Linked DNA regions of Homo sapiens: region 1 is linked to region 2. Evidence: chromatin contacts called from ENCODE Hi-C or POLR2A ChIA-PET data. All regions are on one chromosome and are shown on one strand. Each heading gives the region's core, a stretch centred on a gene start or an enhancer-like site at or near the end of the contact. The rest is flanking DNA. Distances are from core to core; before and after follow the strand shown.

What was found. Hi-C counts contacts between places; a loop is a spot of excess contacts on that map. ChIA-PET counts read pairs that join two places held with the same protein, here RNA polymerase II (POLR2A). Pooled maps may share reads with other maps.
Region 1: a map of HepG2 shows a loop between it and region 2 (7-fold over the local background). The contact joins two enhancer-like sites. A Hi-C loop is called at or near these places in 10 of 168 maps with a recorded cell type or tissue (CD14-positive monocyte, Caco-2, Calu3 and 7 more) and 6 of 50 pooled maps. POLR2A ChIA-PET finds 5 or more read pairs at or near these places in 5 of 52 experiments (A673, HepG2, MCF 10A and 2 more).

Annotation. Positions count from the first base shown.
Region 1 is chr11:20,001,031-20,005,215 of GRCh38, reverse strand. The region is part of intron 11 of NAV2 (neuron navigator 2); the gene reads right to left. Among named protein-coding and RNA genes, the nearest start is that of NAV2-AS3, 22 kb to the right of the region's middle. RefSeq lists an enhancer at 3,677-4,185. Within about 2 kb of position 2,220, at least 3 of the 41 ENCODE cell types and tissues checked have a DNase peak (open chromatin) inside an H3K27ac peak, as active enhancers do.
Region 2 is chr11:19,952,132-19,955,903 of GRCh38, reverse strand. The region is part of intron 10 of NAV2 (neuron navigator 2); the gene reads right to left. Among named protein-coding and RNA genes, the nearest start is that of NAV2-AS3, 27 kb to the left of the region's middle. Within about 2 kb of position 2,384, at least 5 of the 41 ENCODE cell types and tissues checked have a DNase peak (open chromatin) inside an H3K27ac peak, as active enhancers do.

The DNA of each region.
Region 1 (4,185 bases), core at 971-3,470, 49 kb before region 2:
TGGGATTGAAATTGTTCTCAAACATTTATTGAACTTCTATCGTGTGGCAGTTTCTTCTCAGGCCTTGGCTTTAAAGTGTTAAGACAGACAGAAAGGGTCTCTATTGTCAGAGAGCTTGTGGGCCAGTGAGAATGAATCAGAAGACACTTCCGTTCCTGCTCTGCCTTGGAGCTTAAACTTCCTTCCCAATAATAGCTATTGTTTATTGGGATTATCGCAAGTAAGCCTCACAACTCCACCAAGAAGCACTTCTTACTATCTGCATTAATTTACTCCAAGTCATTCACTGGTTAGCAAGTGACTGAGCTGGGATTTGAGCTGAACCCTATTCTGGAGCCTTTGCTCTTAACCACTGTGCTATACTGCCTTGGGTTCAAGGTCTTGCACCAAAAGAAGGATTGGAAAAAAGGAATGGCAGACGAGAAACCCTGACTCCCTAAAACACATCTGGTGGTGTCTGGAACAACAACCAAGGCCAGTGTAGTCCATGATGAGGGCTTCATGTTTGTAATGTGAAAAGCAACCCAGTGGATTTAGGTGCTATCTTCTTTCAGCACCCCCTTAAGTTACACTAAGGCACTGGGAGGGAGAGGGAATTTATGTGAGAATGGCAGGACTGAGCCCCTCTGAAAAAAGTCACTGTAACCTGATCAGAATACCAAAACTGCCCAGCATCAGAGCCCACTGCAGTCACTTCTTCAGTGGCAGCAGAGAGAAGCCAGGCTTCTCTGGCCAGAGCCCTGCATTTACAATGCCCCTGGGTTCCTAGGGGTGCTGTAAGCTCCTCGCCAGTATTGACTTACGGCAGTGGGGAGAGGAGAGACCAGGACTTTACATGCCCATTTGACAGAAAGGGAAACTGAAGCACAAAAAAGGTGTGGATTACACCAGAAACATGGATTGTGAAATTAAAGATTCCTCCTGAGGATATTTTAGCCTGGCAAGCTTACCACCTTTTGGCATCACAATTCTAACTGTTCTGGTGAACATACAAAATAGCAAATTAAGCCTTTTGAGGTGATATGGAGGGAAATGTAGGACCAGTGTAATAACATCTGCTACTAGGAATTCCAGGTGAGCTTCTGGATGGTCAGGAGGTGTCTCCATCTCTGGAGTTTAAAGACCCCTGGTGTTTGGGAACCAATTTTCAGGAGTTCACCAGCAAGTTAAGAGAACGGGCTTATGCAGACTGGATGCAATTTTCCTAAGATGTTTTCTTCTCAAATATTCCTGAACTCACATGAGCCTTCCATACTTTCTAGCAGTAACTAGAAATAGATAGTATTATTAACAATTTAACAAAACCAGAAGCTAGAACATCCAAATCCAATGAACAGAATGGCTGTTTTTCTTACTGAAGAATAAGAGCAACAGATCCCAATAATTCAGGCTAGCAATAAGGAAGGGCTTTGTTCTCATCCCCAGCTCTTAGAGACTGGTGAGGGTCTGCTTCATGCCCACAGCCCTGGTCTGGCCTGTCCAGAACAGTGGGAGGTGTGCAGGTAGGTGGATGTGAATCTCTCACCTTTCCCACCAATAGGGTCCAGTTGCTTCCTTCCTGGAGAGGCAACAAACCAGAGCAGGGGTGATTCTTTTACCTGCTGAACTCAAGTAGAACTAACTTAGAGATGGAGGGAAGTGGGTGTGGGTAGAACAAGAGAGGCAGTGTCCCACACCTGGCACGCTGAGTCATTTACCCCTGGGAGTCGCTCAGTATAATCATTTCAGATAATGGAGAAGGCTTGTATTGCAGGGTCAGAGGACCCGGATTCTGGTCCTGTTTCTAGTCACTTGCTTGCTGTGTGATTCCGGACAAAAGACCTAGTCTCTCTGAATCAGCTGTATCAACTAACTTAAGGGTAGTGGCCATAGTTTTTCCCCTCATAAATGGATATGCAGATAAAATAGACCCTCAATACAGATGTCATCCGAATCCATCCTGATCAATTGCCAGTTCTCACCAGGTTATGATGTAAGTTAATGTGCAGCATGTTTAGAGCACCTAGCACAGGGGAGGGGAGGGAGGTACTTGTCATTTTCCACTCTCAGTGACCTCAGAATCCCACCTTTCCCCTCTCCGACTTCCCTCCCAGGGTGCAGGAAAGGTCTGCGTTTGTTTTCTGGGCTCTGCCTGAAGGGCTAGTTGCTTAGGACAGAAAGCATTTCTGTAGCCTCGCTTCCTCCCAGTTGGTGGAACAGCCACTGTCCACTCTGGTTTACAGCCCATTTATGGTGGGGTAATCTGGTCACTGGGTGTTTGTGTAGTGTTTAATCATTAGGAGGTGGCCAGTTCTAATACTGTGAGCCCCAGGGCATCTATGAATAAGTCAGCTATTTGCTTCAACCTATCAGAGTCTGTTTTTGGAAGGCTTCTCTCCAAGAACACAAGGCTGACCCCTGACACAGACAGTTCCAGGGGCGCTGGGGTAGGTTACTTCTGAAGGGCACAGTGGAACACAGCTACCGGAGGTGGCTATTACAGTGGCTTTGAGTATCAGAGTGGGGCACCTACTGGCCTGGAAAACAAGTGGTTGGCCTTCAACGATAGGATTTCCCAGAGAACAAAACTCCCCAGGCTCAGTCTCTTTTCTCCATCCCTCCCGCACATTCTGTCTTCCTTTCTACCAAACCGGGACTGCTGTTTCTCTCCCTCACCACCTATAACTCCCACCTGTTTTCCAAGGTCCAGCTAAAAGCCTACCACCTCCAGGAAGCCTTCCTTCTGACCCATGCTACAGTGCTCTTGTTCTGCCCTCTGAATCTGAACGCACTGACATCTCCCTGACTGCGCTGTCCCTTCCTTTAGTCGCTCACGACCTGATCTCTGAGATAGAGAGAGGGCTTTGGGATCTTTGAAAAAGGCTCCACTCCAGGCCTCTGTGTCCCCAAAGCACCTCTTACACAAGGAGTTCCCAGCAAGTACTATGCCTGATGAGAGGTGTTAGGGACTGAATTCCCCTTCCCATGCCCCAAATTCACATTGAAATCTAACCCCCAATGCGATAGTGTTTAGAGGTGGAGTCTTTGGAAGGTGATTAGTCATGAAGACAGAGCCCTTGTGAGTGAAGTTAGTGCCTAATAAAAAGGATCCCAGAGAGCTAGCTTGCCCTCTTTCTGCCATGTGAACGTACAAGTAGAAGTCCGAATTTCTGCAGCCCAGAAGAGGGCCTTCATCAGAACTCGACCATGCCGGCATCCTGACCTTGGACTTCCAGCTTCCAGAACTGTGAGAAAGAAGTGCCTGTTGCTTATAGCCACACAATGTGTGCTACTTTGTTATAGCAGCCTGAATGGATTAAAACAGGTGGGACAGCCACACCCCCACATCATCTCAGGGAGGCTTGCCCTGATTTTTTTTTTTATTACACTTTAGATTCTGGGGTACATGTGCACAATGTGCAGGTTTGTTATATATGTATACATGTGCCATGTTGGTGTGCTGCACCCATTAACTCGACATTTACATTAGGTATATCTCCTAATGCTTTCCGTCCCCCCTCCCCCCACCCCACAACAGGCCCCAGTATGTGATGTTCCCCTTCCTGTGTCCGAGTGTTCTCATTGTTCAATTCCCACCTATGAGTGAGAACATGCGGTGGCTTGCCCTGATGTTTACTGAAGACCTACTCTGTGTCACCCACTGTGCTAAGGGCTGAGACAGTCCTGAGAGTGAGAAAAACAACAGTGTTCATAGTGAAAAAGCCAAGGTCTCTGGATGGAGAGAGATAACCCATCCATCTAAAACTGGAGTTCATTTCAGTAAGTGCTGAATGAGCACCGACTATGTGGCAGACATCATATTTTTGGGTCCTGAAAACCCAGTGATAAATAAGATAATCCCTGTCTTCAAGCCAAGCAACAGGGAAAATAGGAAAAAAGAAGGTAAAGATTTGGTTAGACTTAAAATAAAGGATAGCACGGGGTCCTTTGGGAGCCCTGAGGAAGGGACTTACTAGGCCTGAGATGCCTAGAAGTGGGCATTGGAGCTGAATCCAGGAAGAGGATGTGTTAGCCTGGCAAAGAAGGGTCAGGAGAGGGCATCCCAGGGGGCAAAGGCATGGAGGTTTACAATACCCCGGAGCGTGCTAGAGACTGCCAAGTGTTTGGTGCAGCCGGCTTAGATGTTGGGGACGAGGCGGGTGTGATAGCAGGGGCCAAGGCTGGAGGGTCATCTCTGAGGCTTGC
Region 2 (3,772 bases), core at 1,135-3,634:
ATTCATTTATCTTGGCTCCAGGGTGCGTTAGGCTGTAAGGAGCACTCTGGCTTTCTCTCCTATCAGTCTGCCAGAAACAACAGCCTATCAAGGTCACTCCAGGTCTGGTCTGGACATATTCACCAGATAAGAAAGAGCCTTTCATGCTATTAATCTACCCCCTTTGATTCAGGGTACTGTCTGCTATGTTCTATGCTGACTTGGTGAGAAATACCTCACACATTTGTCCCATAATGTTCAGTGAAAGAAGGAAGAGATGAACAGGGGCATGTCTATCTTCCATCAGTCCACATGGCAAATGCCCCTAGTTCTCTCTTTTTCTTGTATTGACAATGTCAAGCTCACAGGGTTAGAGGCAGTCTAAACTGACAGGGCCCAGAAGAAGAAAGACATGTGGCTACGTCCTCAAACTCAATGGTGCTACAATCATAGGCACAAATTCATTTAGCGGAATATGGTTGGCCTTGCCATTTTTAAAGTTAGTTGTAGCATTCATTTGACATTTTTTTTTTCTCAGACAAGGTCTTGCTCTGTCACCCAGGTTGGAGTGCAATGGTGTAATCACAGCTCGCTGCAGCCTCAACCTCCTGGACTCAAGTGATACTTCCACCTCAGCTGGGACCACAGGAACATGCCACCATGAACAGCTTTTAAATTATTTGTTGCAACAGGTCTCACTATATTGCATAGGCTGGTCTTGAACTCCTAGGCTCAAATGATCCCCCCATCTCAGCCTCCCAAAGTGCTGGGATTGCAGATGTGAGTCACCATGCCCAGCCAACAAATATTTATTGACTGCTTACTATGCAACAGGCAGGCACAGTGCCAGCCAATGAAGATACAGGAGCATTCAAGACAGATTTGACCCTAACCTTTAGAACTTACAACAGGTTTGGGTTTTGTCTTTCCTATCCCATATATATATATATGTGTGTATATGTATATATATATGTATATATGTATATATATATGTATATACACACACACACATATATACACATATATATACACATACATACACACACACACATGCATATACACACACACATATACTCACATACATACATACAAACACTAATAAACCAATTCTGATGTAGTGCTACCAGTGCTAATACAGATACAGCAAGTAACAAGGAAGCATACAGAAAGGTCACTACCTCTGCTTGGATGGAATCAGAGAGGAGATGACCTGACAGGCAATAAAGGAAAAGATACAAGGTATTATACATGCAAATGATGCATGAGAGCACGAAGCACCCTCTTATGAACAAATAATACAAACAAAAATAAAGTATAACAACTATCCATATAGCATTTACATTGTATTAGATATTATAGGTAATCTAGAGATGATTTAAAGTATATAGGAGGATCTACATAGGTTATATGCAAATACTATGCAATTTTACATGAAAAACTTGAGCATCCACAGATTTTGGTATTTTCTGGGGGTCCTGAAACCAATCCCTCATGGATACTGAGGGATGACTTTAATTAATTCAGCATGAATGAGTTCCTCAATTTCTGAAGAACGGAGTCTCCCCGCAGGCATCTGTGCCCATATTTGTTGATGGAGTAATTCCTGCCACCAAGGAGGGAAGACAGCAGCCCCTAAAAAGCCACTGTGGAAGACCAAATGCTTACATCCTGTTTTCTCTCTACACTAGGCTATTGATCAGCCTCATTCTCAAAAGCCAACATCCTTAGCCCTAAATATCACCAGCCAGGAGCTTTAAACCAACACAATGACTCACAGTGAAAAGGAATTGAGACCACAGCCTCTATCAACCACTAGATGGACACCACAGGCTAAGCTGGCTTTCTCCAAGTGTTCTGTAAATAGAACCATTGAGCTTCATAGCGTGTGGTAGCGAGTTATATAAGCATAAGGTCCTGCCAGAGTAGGCATCAAGAATAGACCATTCTCAAAATATTAAATACCTGCTAAGTCCCAGTCTCTGGGTTTAGAAAAATAATGAGTGCTGTCTGCCTGCTAGGAACTCCAAGTTTAGTGGAGAAAGACACACACACACACACACACACACGCGCGCGCGTGCACATTTCTTGTGCATCTCAGATTCTTGCCTGTTCTTTTCAAGCTCTATCTCTAATATTCAAAGGTTAAGAACTTGTTCCAGTTCACTTGGCAGAGCCAGGATTAAATCTCAAGTCTGTCTGCCTTTTAAGAACATACTCTTTCCTCAGTACCATCCAGTGGCTTTCAGACACTTCCCATGCAAAGTGAAACGCTTATATATAAGGGTAGGTGTGAACCAAGACTACCAGAAACACGTGAGACTGAGCTAACTGTGACTGGGGGAATCCCAGAGGACATCACAGGGGAGACATTTTCTTCAGGATTAGTCAGATGGGCATGAGGGGAAAGGAATTCCAGGAAGAAAGCAGCATGTCCCAGGAGGGAGGGCTTTGCAAATGCAGGAACCAGAGGCAGGGCTTTGCAAATGCAGGAACCAGCTTTTGGTGGTGGCAGGTAGCCTAGAGCAGTGGGAAGTCTGGAGTGTGTGAAGGGAAATGTGGCCGGGGGCAAGTCAGCGAAGGCAGATGAGGCAAAGGCCATGAAGAGCCTCCACAGTCAGTTAAGGCATTCAGATCTGTTCCCACAGGCAATGGGAAGCCATCAAAGGTTCTGAGAGGGAGAAACTTCTGATGTTATATTTAAAGGGTCATTTTTTTGTCCATAAAGGGATATCTACTTATACTTTGGAACATTACACAACTCAGTGCCTCCTTTGAAAAGAAAAAAAAAATCATTTCAAACATATGGACGTGGAGTCTGCCCCTTTAATTTTATTCTGTACCATATGGCACTTTGAATTTTTAGAATATGAGTAGAAGATTGACTTCACAGATCAAAACCTAGTAAGAGAAATTTCATCTGTTATTTTAATTTCCTCCCCACTACAGCCAATGCCCAATTTATCAATCCAATAAAAGGGATGAGTGAGATCAGATAACAACCTGTAAAGTACTTAGACATGCCTGGTATATACCAGGCACAATATAAGAACACACACACACACAAAGTGTAAGAGGCATTTGCCCTTAATTCTTAGCTAAACTACATGGTAATATGGTAATAAAGTAATTTCAGCCCTACCATAGGGAGAATTGAAGGATACACACAGGTGCACATGCACACACCAGTACAGAAAATGAACTAGAGGCATCAAAAAATAGCTGTTATGCCAAGCCGAAGTACAGCATCACTTTAAAAACAGAGGTCTTAGGTTTTTAGAAACCAGAATTTACTTCCATATCAGATTTTCTAAATAAACTTACTATAAACTTTTACAAGAACTTTCCTCAAAGAGCCTCTGTACAGATTGATATATTACTCATACATCAAGGCTACATTTCTACTAAGCCAAATAAACATCTGGACAAAAGCTTTAATCATTTCATTGTTTCCAAGCGCCTGGATGTTTGAGGGAGATAAGGCATCTAGACCCCGACTGGGATTTTGGTCTTTATCAGATACAACTGCAAACAGAAATCCAGCTGAAGGTTTAAAAACCATATTAATTGTAGCACTTCAAAGCTCAGGGAAGTCAAATGACATGCCTAACGTCACAGAGCTGGCAAGAGGTTGGGGAGGGTTTAAGCCCTGGTCTGCCCAATATGATATCCCAGTCTATTTCCCTTTCACTACATCAATTGCCTCAACAATGCCTTATTCAGCACATTCTGAAGCACAGAATAACCAGCCTTTCAATATTTACAACCTTGCCAGTTTATAGGAAGAATATGATGA